Regions from separate parts of the Homo sapiens genome. Here all the other regions are linked to region 3. The links are chromatin contacts, found by Hi-C or POLR2A ChIA-PET in ENCODE. All regions are on one chromosome and are shown on one strand. Each heading gives the region's core, a stretch centred on a gene start or an enhancer-like site at or near the end of the contact. The rest is flanking DNA. Distances are from core to core; before and after follow the strand shown. Region 1 overlaps PKNOX1 (PBX/knotted 1 homeobox 1). Region 2 overlaps PKNOX1 (PBX/knotted 1 homeobox 1). Region 3 holds the start of NDUFV3 (NADH:ubiquinone oxidoreductase subunit V3).

Evidence for each region. A loop is a pair of places that touch in the nucleus more often than their neighbours do. ChIA-PET counts read pairs that join two places held with the same protein, here RNA polymerase II (POLR2A).
Region 1: a map with no recorded cell type shows a loop between it and region 3 (2.2-fold over the local background). The contact joins the enhancer-like site here to the promoter of NDUFV3 in region 3. A Hi-C loop is called at or near these places in 1 of 37 single-sample maps with no recorded cell type. POLR2A ChIA-PET finds 5 or more read pairs at or near these places in 4 of 52 experiments (H1, K562, activated B cell and 1 more).
Region 2: a map of sigmoid colon shows a loop between it and region 3 (2.4-fold over the local background). The contact joins the enhancer-like site here to the promoter of NDUFV3 in region 3. A Hi-C loop is called at or near these places in 1 of 168 maps with a recorded cell type or tissue (sigmoid colon). POLR2A ChIA-PET finds 5 or more read pairs at or near these places in 13 of 52 experiments (AG04450, Caco-2, GM12878 and 9 more).

The regions. Positions count from the first base shown.
Region 1 is chr21:43,013,341-43,017,649 of GRCh38, reverse strand. PKNOX1 (PBX/knotted 1 homeobox 1) reads right to left here. Exons shown (of 11, transcript NM_004571.5): 6 at 643-742. Among named protein-coding and RNA genes, the nearest start is that of PKNOX1, 41 kb to the right of the region's middle. Within about 2 kb of position 1,401, at least 3 of the 41 ENCODE cell types and tissues checked have a DNase peak (open chromatin) inside an H3K27ac peak, as active enhancers do.
Region 2 is chr21:42,989,788-42,993,805 of GRCh38, reverse strand. All of the region lies in intron 1 of PKNOX1 (PBX/knotted 1 homeobox 1), which reads right to left. Among named protein-coding and RNA genes, the nearest start is that of PKNOX1, 17 kb to the right of the region's middle. RefSeq lists an enhancer at 824-1,347. Within about 2 kb of position 1,250, at least 11 of the 41 ENCODE cell types and tissues checked have a DNase peak (open chromatin) inside an H3K27ac peak, as active enhancers do.
Region 3 is chr21:42,891,696-42,895,576 of GRCh38, reverse strand. It overlaps NDUFV3 (NADH:ubiquinone oxidoreductase subunit V3), which reads right to left and starts at 2,268. Exons shown (of 4, transcript NM_021075.4): 1 at 2,196-2,268. The coding sequence starts at 2,243. It also overlaps a transcript of WDR4 not described here. RefSeq lists silencers at 1,892-2,141, 2,482-2,781.

The sequences.
Region 1 (4,309 bases), core at 152-2,651, 120 kb before region 3:
AAATTAGCACATGTTAAGGATTTGGCCAAGGGTACTAAATAATAACTATTTTAATTCTAGTTATATTTTTGGATCAATGGTGCTTTTTTTTTTCCCACTGAGGTTTCCCTTTGTGCTATTATGTGAGGTCTTTGGTGTAAATTTCTACCCCTCCCTCTTTGCCGTGTCCCATTTCCATGATGCTTTGTGTTTTCAATGTTCTCTACGCATCAGGGAACTCTGGAATCTGTCCCTTTCCTGTAACGGTTTTGTTCTACAAGTAATACCAATGCTAAGACTGCATTTTTATTTGTCATCAATTAATGATAAAACTTAAGATTTTCACGGTGCTATTAAAAGCACAACAAAAAGCTATGTTATTTGAAAATGACAACTGGTTTTTGGTGTATATTTTCAATTCCTACATAAAACCTTTTTTCTTTCCAATATATTTTTGGTAGAGAAACAAAGAAACACAATCTGCATAAAATATTTGTTATTGAGTATTAACAAGAAAGAGGCATTCAGAGACCTCTAGCTTCTAACATTGCTATATTAGAAAATGGCATGAACTTGAAATTATATTTATACTGTCATTCTAACACACAGGACCATTTTCTGCAAAAACTCATGGAGAGTGTGTCCATTTTTCTGTCATCGTACCTGCCACCGTCGCCATGGCTACGTTTCCCTGCTGCAGCGCGGACGCCGGCACCACAATTCCCTGAGGGCTGATGGTGCCTGTGATGGCACTTTGAATCTGCTGCAAGTCAGAACACACATGTTGAAGGAATTACTAGAAAACGGAAAACCCATGTTTAAAACTTTAACATAAGTAGCATAATGACACCATTAAAAAAGGAAAGAGAAGCTTGAGGGAAAGAACATCCTCAGATGACGCGGCTTCAGAATGCACGCAGCACACACGGAAAGCAAGAGATGTTCAACTGTGTATTAAACACAACAAGCCAGCCTGCAACGTCAGCCTGCACTGTGGCTTCCAAAAGATTATCTTCATCTCACTGCCATATTCCACGTGCCTTACAGCCCAGGAGTATATCGAGGAAGACCCTGCTTTCTGATCACACATCTTTTTCATTAGACTTGGCTTGGTGGACTCTTGAGTTTTCCATGAACCAAGCTCTCCCTGACCGATAAGAGCATTCAAGAGATTATAGCACAGGCCTGGGAGGCACTAGAAGTGACCAGGGCTGAGGTATTCCAAGCTGTGCTGGGGAGTCAGCCCCTGGCACCCACCTTGACTCTTGACCCCGGCACGGACTAAGTGTGATCTTGGCTTTCCCCAGTGTTCTTGCTTGTACAGTGCTTGGAACTGTGCCCGGCCTACAGCGAGCCCCATGCAAATGTTTCTACATGCCCCATGGAGGACTCTATGCATCTGGGGTTAGATCCACATGGGCCACTTTATCCACTGACTGTGACGCCTGGGTGGGCAGCTGGCAGGGGAGAGGAGCCTCCAGTGCCGGGCCTGGCACACTCATGTGCCCTGACATGTGAGCAGTTACATAGCATAAGGGGACGCCACCCCAAGGCGGTGATTCTGTGGGCCATCATCGAGCGGAATGTGTAAGCTTAGTGGCTACGCTTAAAGCCTGCCACATTAATTAGGCTGTAATAAAAGTTAAGCTAGTCAAATCAATCATCCCAGCTTCCACCTTAAGATCTTAGAAAAAGAGGAACATCATGAACCGAAAGCAGAAGAAAGGAAATAATAAAGATCAAGGTGAAATCAATGAAACTGAAAACAGAAAAACAACCAAAAAAATCAATAAAACAAAATACTGTTCTTTGAAAATTACATAAACCTCTAGAAAGACTGACTAAAAAAAAAATAGAGACACAAAAGATCAATATCAGAAATAAAACAGGAAGAGATCACTATAGACCCTGCTAACACCAAAAGGCTATGAAGAGAATACTAGACCAACTCTAAACTCCTAAATTTAACATCTTAGGTGAAATAGATCAATTCTATTTCTCAAACATTTAAGAAATAACACCAAGTCTACATAATCTCCAGAAAAAAATAAGAGGAGGGAATACTTCCCAATCCATTTTATGTAAGTTTGTGTATTTTGATACCAAAACCAAAGACAGTATGAAAAACAAAACTATACACCAATATCCCTTACAAATATAGACAAAAATGCTGAACAAAATATTAGCCAATAGAATTCAAGAATACATATGAAAAGAATTATGTGCCATGGCCAAGTGGAGTTTATTCCAGGAATAGAAGGCTTGTTCAATATTCAAAAAACCAATCCATGTAATGTCCATTATTAACAGGCTAAAGAAGAAAAATCACATAATCATATCAATCAATGCTGGAAAAGCATTTAACAAAATTGAACAAAATAAAATCTCTCAGAAAAAAAGCAATATAGGATAACCTCCTTAACTTGATAAAGAGCATCTAGAAAGAAACCTGCAACCAACATCATCGACAGTGAGCGACTGAAAGGTGTCCCCTAAGGCGGTGACAAGGCAAGGATGTCTGCTCTTGCCACTCTTATTCGAGATGGCACAGGCCAGGAAAGGAAATGCTTGGGTATAATTCTAAAAACGCATGTACACAACTTATGTGTCAAAAACTACAAAGCACTGATGAATGAAATCAGAGTTGTCAATCAATGGAGAGACATGCCATACCTGTGGACTGGAAGACTTAATGCAGTAAAGATGTCAATTCTCCCCAGATTGATATACAGGTATAATACAATTCCTATCAAAATCTAAGCAAGATGTTTTTGTAGCTCTAGACAAGAGCATTCTAAAATTTATGTGGACAGGCAAAGGAACCAGAACAGCTAAACAATTTTGAAAAGGAATCACAGGGTGGGAGGAAACAATGTGCCCAGCTTTGAGAGTTATTCTATAGAGAAATCCACTCAAAATGGATCACGGATTTAAATGCAAAATGGACAACTATAAAACTTTTGAGGCCAGGCATGGTGGTTCACACTTGAGCCCAGGAGTTTGGGACAAGCCTGGGCAACATAGTGAGACCTTGTCTCTATTTAAAAACTTTTAGGAAAAAACTTAAGACGAAGTCTTTGGGACCTAGGGTTAGGCAAAGAGTTCTTAGACTTGACACCAAAAGAATGATCCATAAAAGGAAAACCTAATAAATTGAACTTTATTAAAATTAAAAAGGCTGGCTCTGAAAAAGACCTGTTAAGAGGATGAGAAAAATACTTAGCTACTATAGACTTGGAGAAAACACTTGCAAACCACATATCCAACAGAGAACTAGTATCTACAATAAGCAAAGAACTCTCAACACTCAGAAGTTAAAAAAAAATCCAACTAAAAAATGCGCAAAAGACGGCCAGGCGTGGTAGCTCATGCTTGTAATCCCAGCACTTTGGGAGGCCAAGGCGGGCGGATCACGAGGTCAGGAGATCGAGACCATCCTGGCTAATACGGTGAAACCCCGTCTCTACTAAAAATACAAAAAATTAGCCGGGTGTGGTGGCAGGCACCTGTAGTCCCAGCTACTCAGGAGGGTGAGGCAGGAGAATGGCATGAACCCAGGAGGCGGAGTTTGCAGTAAGCCGAGATCGCGCCACTGCACTCCAGCCTGGGTGATGGAGCGAGACTCTGTCTCAAAAAAAAAAAAAAAAAAAAGGCAAAAGACATAAGCAGCAGACATTTTATCAAAGAAAATACACAGAGGGTATAATAATGTTCAACATTATTAGCCATCAGGGAAATGAAAATTAAAACCACAAAGAAATATTAATATCACTACATATCATCAGAATGGCTAAAACACAATAGTGCTTCCGCATGGATGAACCCTCCAGGCATTCTGCACAATGAAACAAGCAAAGGATCCAGAAGGACAAACACTGTACGATTCCGCTTAACATGAGAGACCTGGAGTCATCGAATTCACAGAGACAGACAGTAGAACGGTGGGTTCCAGGGGCTAGGGGAGGGGGAATCCGGAATGAGTGTTTAATGGGGTCAGAGTTTGAGTTTGAGAAGATGAGAAAGTTCTGGAGATGGATGGTGTTGATGGTTGCCCAACAATGTGAATAAACTTAACACCATTGAACTGTAAATTTTAAAATAGCTAAGATGGTAAATTTTATATTATGTGTATTTTACACAATTTTTCAAAAGAATAAGTAAAATATTTTCAGAAGAAATAAAAGAAAGAAATGAATGGAATTGTGCCTTCCATAAACATGGGACCGGGGGCCCAGTATGCAGATTGAGGACTCACTTCATAATCTGAGGGAGTTCATTCCCAAACCAGGCTGGGGTCAGAGACCTAGAGGGTCCTTCTTGTAGAAAGTCA
Region 2 (4,018 bases), core at 1-2,500, 99 kb before region 3:
AGCCCAGACTGCACCACTGCACTCCAGGCCAGGCAACAGAACGAGACTCTGTTTCAAAAAAAAAAAAAAAGAAAAAAAAAGAGTTAACGAATACCAAATTTTAAAATATACTACAAAGCCACAGTAACAGCAAAAAAAAAAAAAAACAAAAAAAACAAAGTGGGTAACCATACAGGAACAGACCCACAGGCCAAGGGAGCAGGAGAAATAAGGCAGTAGACTTGCCAGGGCTTTTTAAATGCCAAAAATGCATAAAGTTTTAGAATTGTGAAAAAAAAAAAAAAGTTTTAGAATTGTGATGTTTTTACGAAAATCTCTTTGGACACAACCACTTCCACAAACTGAAGGTGCTGGTGGAACAGTCAACAGGAGTGGGGCCAGTCTCGCTCCCACCTAACCCTGCAGCAGGGCAACGTGGAGGCCCGGCCCAGCCACTCAAGGCGCCTGGAAGCTCGGCCCGCGAGTCCTGTTGATGTAGGCCCTGTGGAGGCGAGACGGACATTCGTTCAGTCAGCGTTTTGAGTGTCAGGAGAAGAATGGAGCTTCGTGAGGGGAGGAAAGGGGCAGTGAGGGCAGACAGAGCTGTGTCTACTACATGCCAAGGCCAGTGCATCCCCCAACTCTATGGCATTTCTCCCATCGAGACACGAGGTCTTTGTCCCTTCCTCTGCAATCCAGGCTGACCTAGTGACTCATTTGAGAACAAGAGAATGCAGTGGAAATGATGGTGTGCGACTCCAGAGCTGGGTTAGAAAAGGCAAGGAGGCTTCCATCTTGTTCATAGTGACACTCCGACTACCAGGAAGCCCCATGCTGTGAGGAACGCCCCCCTGACACTGCTATGAGAAAGCCCCCTAATGACATAAAGGAGACCCCCAGTGCTGAGGAAGCCCCCCAGTGCTGTGAGGAAGCTCGCAATGATATCAAAGAAGCCCCCAATGCTATTAGGGAGCCCCCGATACCGTGAGGAAGGCCCCCATTGCTGTGAGGAAGCCCCCCAGTGCTGTGAGAGAACCCCCCAGTGCTGTGAGGAAGCCCCCAATGCTATGAGGGAACCCCCCAGTGCTGTGAGGGAACCCCCAGTGCTGTGAAGACCTCCTCTAATCTGTGAAGAAGCCCAGGTCCTGTGGAGTCTGCACGTGTGCTCTGGTCAGTATCCCCAGCTCGTGTTCCAGCTGACGGATTTCAGAAAGCGCCTCCAGAAGATACCATTCCTCAGTCATTACGTCACCCCCAGCCGCTGAGTCGTCCCAGCTGAGGACTCAGACATCCTGGAGGAGAGACGGCCACTTCCTCTCCATATTCCTGGTCCACAGAATTTGTCCACATAATAAAATGGTTTTTTGCCACTAACAGTGTGACCGGGGGGTTCACACTAGCTGTGACCAGACTACTCTAGAAGACGCAGATAGGTTAGTTGTCCTTGTTTCCCTGTTGAGGACACAGATGTACCAGAGGTTGGGTGACTTCAATCTGTCCAGCTCCAAAGCCCTGCTATTTCTTCTACACAGCCTGACCTCTGACGATAAAATAATTGTGCTTCTAAGATAAGGTCGAACTCACAAGGACAGGACACTTGTCAACAATCTGTACAACTCTGGTGCCTGCAACAGTGAATTACATCAATTCAACCTATGAATTACGGCATTATTCAAAATGGGAAACACAGGGTGAGCTGATGAAGCAGCTGGCCCATGAGGCAAGCACCACGAAAGACGCTCAGCTGTGACCAGAATGCAGCTTCCGAAGCCACATGAGTGTAACATGCTCTGCAGGGTCTGAAGAAAGTGATGTCCTGTGGCTTATTTGTAGTAGTGCATCTCCAGCAAGAGCAAAGGTTTGGAAGCTGAGTGCAGTGGCATGATCCAGCTTGGCTGATAGAGCAAGATCCCATCTCAAAAAGTAGCTGTAAGTCAGTAAGTACATAAATAAATAAATAAGTTAAAATGTTATTACTAACAATTCACATACTAAAAACTGCCCAGGGTTTCTTTTTAGTTATTTTGTCTTTAGGATTTACCCTGCTAGGATGTACAATACAATTTGTTTTTTTGGTTTGTTTTTTTTTTTTTGAGACGGAGTCTCGCTCTGTCGCCCATGCTGGAGTGCAGTGGCACGATCTTGGCTCACCGCAAGCTCCGCCTCCGCCTCTGGGGTTCACGCCATTCTCCTGCCGCAGCCTCCCGAGTAGCTGGGACTACAGGTGCCCGCCACCATGCCCAGCTAAATTTTTTTGAATTTTTAGTAGAGACGGGATTTCACTGTGTTAGCCAGGATGGTCTCAATCTCCTGACCTCATGATCCTACTGCCTCGATCTCCCAAAGTGCTGGGACTACAGGCGTGAGCCACCACGCCTGGCCAATACAATTTGTTTTGAAGTCACTTGAAATAACTCCTCTCTGTATAGTTAAGCCACCAACTCAATTTGTGGTTTGGTTATTTTTATTCGTTTTGCTTTCAGGGTTTTTTTTTTTTCTTTTTTTGTAGAGATGGGGTCTGGCTGTTTCCAAGGCTGGTATCGAACTCTTGGCTTCAAGCGATCCTCCCACCTTGGCCTCACGAAATGCTGGGGTTACAGCTGTGAGTCACAGTGCTCGGCTGCTTTCAATTTTTAGAGACTACTTCCCCCCAACTTTTGACTTCATTTTATTTTAAAACTATATTAAAACATCCATATAGTTTTGACAAGGTTCAGGACATGCTACCCCAAAATGTGGCACCTGGGCACACTGAATATTTGAAGCTGAAAGAATTTGAGAAGCAGCTTGTGCAGGAACATCTCTCTGACCTTCCCCAACCCTTCTCTCCTGAGGCAGGTCACGAAACCTAGGAAGGACTTTCTGACCCTCACCCAAAGCAGGTGGTAAGACCCTCATGTGAGAAGTGCCCTCCGTATCTACGGGGGGAGGAAACATGCTGACCTCCAAAGAAGGATACAGAGAGAAATCTGAACAGACCTTGCTAAGTTTCCCCCAGTTCATTGCGTTTAGCTCACACTCCTCCTATCATAGTTCTCCATAGCTTTTCATTGCTCATCAAACCTAACACAAAACCACTCAGGTTTAACCATTTCCTTGGGTCATTTCCTTATAAAGGCTCCCATGTCATGTAAAACTTATATTACATAAATTTGTGTGCCTTTCTCTTTTGTAAATCTGTCTTCTGTTCCAGGAGCCCCAGCCAATGAACGTAAGATGGGTAGAAGGAAAACATCTTTCCTCCCCTAGAGTTCCATGATCAGTACTATAGCAGATATGGCCAGAAATCCAACTTATAACACTGCCCCTTCCCTACTCCACAGGGAACCCCATTTTTACTAGTCTGGGGGTTAGCACCTTTATCATAAGCCAGTCTTCATCTGCCTTCCTTAGATAAAAGGCTATACTCTACAAACAGTTCTGAGCCTCACTTTTTTCACTTGCTAAGGATGCATCCTAGCAGTGTGCTCCACTATGCAGACTGACCAGACCCCAGCTGTGAACATGGATGTTTCCAGGAAGCCACAGTGGATCGTTACTTATTATTTATTTATTTATTTATTCATTTATGACGGAGTCTTGCTCTGTCACCCGGGCTGGAGTGCAGTGGTGTGATCTCGGCTCACTGCAACCACCACCTGATTTCAAGCAATTCTCCTGCCTCAGCCACCCGAGTAGCTGGGATTACAGGCACACTGTGTCCGCTTATTATTATTATTTTTTTTTTTTTGAGACAGGGTCTGGCTCTGTTGCCCAGGCTGGAGTGCAATGGCACCATCTGGCTCACTGCAGCCTCGACCTCCCTCACTCAAGCAACCCTCCCACCTCAGCCCCGGAGTAGCTGGAACCACAGGCATGCACCACCACACCCGGTTTACTTTTGTATTTTTTGTAGAGACAGGGTTTTGCCATGTTGCCCAGGCTAGCCTCAAACTCCTGAGCTCAAGCAATCTGCCCTCCTTGGCCTTCTAAAGTGATGGGATTACAGGTGTGAGCCACCATGCCTGCCCATGATTATTAACTATGCCTGTAAATGATA
Region 3 (3,881 bases), core at 1,019-3,518:
GGGTTCCAGCGATTCTCTTGCCTCAGCCTCCCAAGTAGCTGGAATTACAGGTGTGCACCACCGCACCTGGCTAATGTTTTTGTATTTTGTTTTTTGAGATGGAGTCTTGCTCTGTCACCCTGGCTGGAGCACAGTGGCGCAACCTCGGCTCACTACAATCTCCGCCTCGTGGGTTCAAGCAATTCTCCTGTCTCAGCCACCCAAGTAGCTGGGATTACAGGCATGCATCACCATGCCCGGCCAAGTTTTTGTATTTAGTAGAGACGGGGTTTCACCATGTTGATCAGGTTGGTCTCGAGTTCCTGGCCTCAGGTTATCCACCCACCTTGGCTTCTCAAAGTACTGGCATTACAGGTGTGAGCTACCGCGCTTGGCTCTTCTTGTATTTTTAGTAGAGATGGGGTTTCACCATGTTGGTCTCGAATGCCTGACCTCAAATGATCCACCTGTCTTGGCCTCCCAAAGTACTGGGATTACAGGCATGAGCCACCTGCCAGGCCCTATGTTTCTTTCTGTAAAATGTTTTCTTATCCTTAGAAAATAGAGTAGAAGAAATACTATCTGGCCACTAAAATGATGTAGGTATATAAAAACTGCTTCAAAAGTGTCTACAATATAAATGTGATATTTTATATTATGCCAACTCACTCAGCATATACTCACTAAGGCCTATTAAGTGCTAGACAGTACAATGTTCTAGATGCTGGATACAGAACAGAGGTGCCTGTATGTGCACATATAAACATGAAAACGTGTATGTTCATGATTGTAAGCATGAGTACATGTGCTTATGTGAACATATAAAAGCTGATAGAAATCGTTAGGAACTAGATGCTTGAAGGAGTAATGGTAGACTGTCAATGAATTTCCCTATCTGTACTTTTAAATTATTCTGCAGGCTGAGGCACGAGAGTCGCTTAATCCCAGGGGGCAGAAGTTGCAGGGAGTTGAGATGGTGCCATTGCACTCCAGCCTGGGCCTGGGCAACAGAGTGAGGCTCTGTCTCAAAAAAAAATATATATATATTATATATTATATTATGATATATATTATATATAATATATAAATATATATTATATATTATATAAATATATAAATATATAATATATATTTATATAAACATATTATATATATTATATAATATATATTTATATAATATATTATATATTATATAAATATATAATATATATTTACATATTATATAAATATATATATAATATATATTTATATATAATATATATAATATGTATTTATATATATATATACACACACGCATATATATTCTGCAGGGAATAGTTACTGCTTTTGTAATAACAGCCATTTTAAAATTTGTAAGAGAGTGAAGTGGTCTTAGCCTTATTTTATTTATTTATTTATTCTGTCCCCCAGGCTGGAGTGCAGTGGTATGATCTCGGCTCACTGCAACCTCCGCGTCCCGGGTTCATGGGATCCTCCCACCTCAGCCTCCCGAGTAGCTGGGATTACAGGAATGCACCACCACGCCAGACTAATTTTTTGTATTTTTTAGAGACGGGGTTTCGACATGTTGGCCAGGCTAGTCTCGAACTCCTGAACTCAAGCGATCCGCCTGGCTCGGCCTTCCAAAGTACTGGGATTACAGGCAAAATCCCAAAGTGTCCGCGCCCGGCCTTGGCCTTAGCTTTTTATTTGCCGAAAAGAAAGCCCTTCTTCTCCTTTTCACAGGTCAGGTCATGTCAGCTGGCTTCTCAACGGCTGTCAGTAAGTTACCAAGTTAACCAGGTCCCTGAAAGTTCCCTCATTTCCTCTCTTGGCTAAATGGAGAAGTCACTGTCCTTCAGAGAAGCCGTGCGGGAGCCGCACAGCGGCTGACCCCAGCCGCGCGGCAGCATCACCTGGGAACGTCCACCCGAGTCTGCCGCCCAGGCATGCAGCCCTCGGGAGCGCCCGTCGGCACGGGGCACGCCAGCCTCGGCCTGGGCCTCGGGCAGCGGCGGCGGCGGACCGGCTCGGGGGAACCGCGGGACGCTCGCTGGCCACATCCGGGCCTGGCCCCGTGGCGGTCAGTCCTGGGCCCAGGGAGCGGGGTCAGCGGCCCAACTAGGACGGCTAGAGGTCGCGGACAGGCCCGGACCTGACCAGCACCGCGCCCCCTCACCCCATCCCCTACGTAGGCTCGGGGCCGCGCAGCCAGCCCAGGCTGGCTCCTCCTTTACCTTCAGCGCCCCGGCTCGTCCTTGCCGCAGCAAACACGGGGCAGCCATGGCGGTGACAGCGGGCGCACCAAGCAGGGCCACAGCAGCTGCGCGCGCACCCGCGCCTGAACAGCCGCCCCTTGGGCCGACTGCGCCAATTACAGGCCAGCTGGGGGCGGAGCAGAGGCCGTGGGTCTGCGCGCGCATCCCCAGTAGGGCTAAGTGCCTCCCTTGGGGCCACGCCCCGGATCGGGACCACCAATCACAGGCAGCAGCGTGAGGGACACGTCACCGGCTGGTGCCGATCCCTGTGCCCTGCGGGCGCCTGGGCGCTGTGGCGGGGGCGCGGCGGAGACCTGCGGGGGCTGCTGGGCACCCCTCTCAGGCGTCTGCGCTGGGCCGGCTTGCATGTCCACCCGAACGCTTCGCACTTCTTTGCCCTTGTCCTCGCAGCCTTAAATCTGCGACCTTCCCTGGGGGCACAGTCTGGTCCTACTTGATTGATAGTTCTGTGTTTTGAGAGGTTTTAAAGCTCTTCAGCTCGGGACCTCGGCGCCCACACCACGCGCCCAGCTCCCTCACCCTCTGTCGGCAACGCGGCCACCACTGCTCACTGCCCCTCCTGCATGGCCCCTGCCAACGCTAATACCAGAGTTAGGCCGATTGGAAATGGAAGCTTTGTTTCACCTAAATGTTTATTTAGCAAAGAGTTCGTCCCCAACGTTAGTCGTAATTGTGGAGTCGGTGTAATTAGTTATTAGCTTCTTTCTCTGCCTCTTCTCTGCCTTCCGCCGCGTGCCCAGAGCCCCATTCGCATTTCATCGGAGATGGACGTGCCACCTTCAGCTTCCACAGGGGAAGAGGCCCTGCCACAGTCATTTAAATGGATTGTGTAGGGATTCCTGACACAGCTAGCGATTCATTGAGGTGGCAAGATAAACTGGCGGAATGAGGCCTTTATCAAAGGCCTTTATCAAAGAGGAGTCTGCTATCAAGTAAATGCAAGGGCATCTGCCACCATCCACCCTGGGAGGCAAAAAGAATAACCTTAGATCTTAGGATAATCATGAGAAGGGATCCTTTGTCCCTAAAGGGAGAAAAAAAAATGCCAAAAGATTTTTTTTTTGTTTAAATTTTTTTTTTTTTTTTGAGACGGAGTCTTGCTCTGTAGCCCAGGCTGGCGTGCAGTGGCGCCATCTTGGCTCATTGCAAGCTCCGCCTCCCGGGTTCACGCCATTCTCTTGCCTCAGCCTCCCGAGTAGCTGGGACTACAGGCACCCGCCACCACGCCCGGCTAAATTTTTGTAATTTTTAGTAGAGACAGGGTTTCACCGTGTTAGCCAGGATGGTCTCCATCTCCTGACCTCGTGATCCACCCGTCTCGGCCTCCCAAAGCCCTGGGATTACAGGTGTGAGCCACTGTGCCTGGCCTAAATTTTTTTTTTTGAGACAGAGTCTTGCTCTGTTGCCCAGGCTGGAGTACAGTGGCACAATCTAGGCTCACTGCAAGCTCCACTTCCTAGGTTCAAGCGATTCTCCTCCCTCAGCCTCCTGAGTAGCTGGGACAACAGGCATGAGCCACCACGCCCGGCTAATTTTTGTATTTTTAGTAGCGACGGGGTTTCACCATGTTGGCCAGACTGGTCTCGAACTCCTGACCTCAAATGATCGCCCGCCTCGGCCTCCCAAAGTGCTGGGGTTACAGGC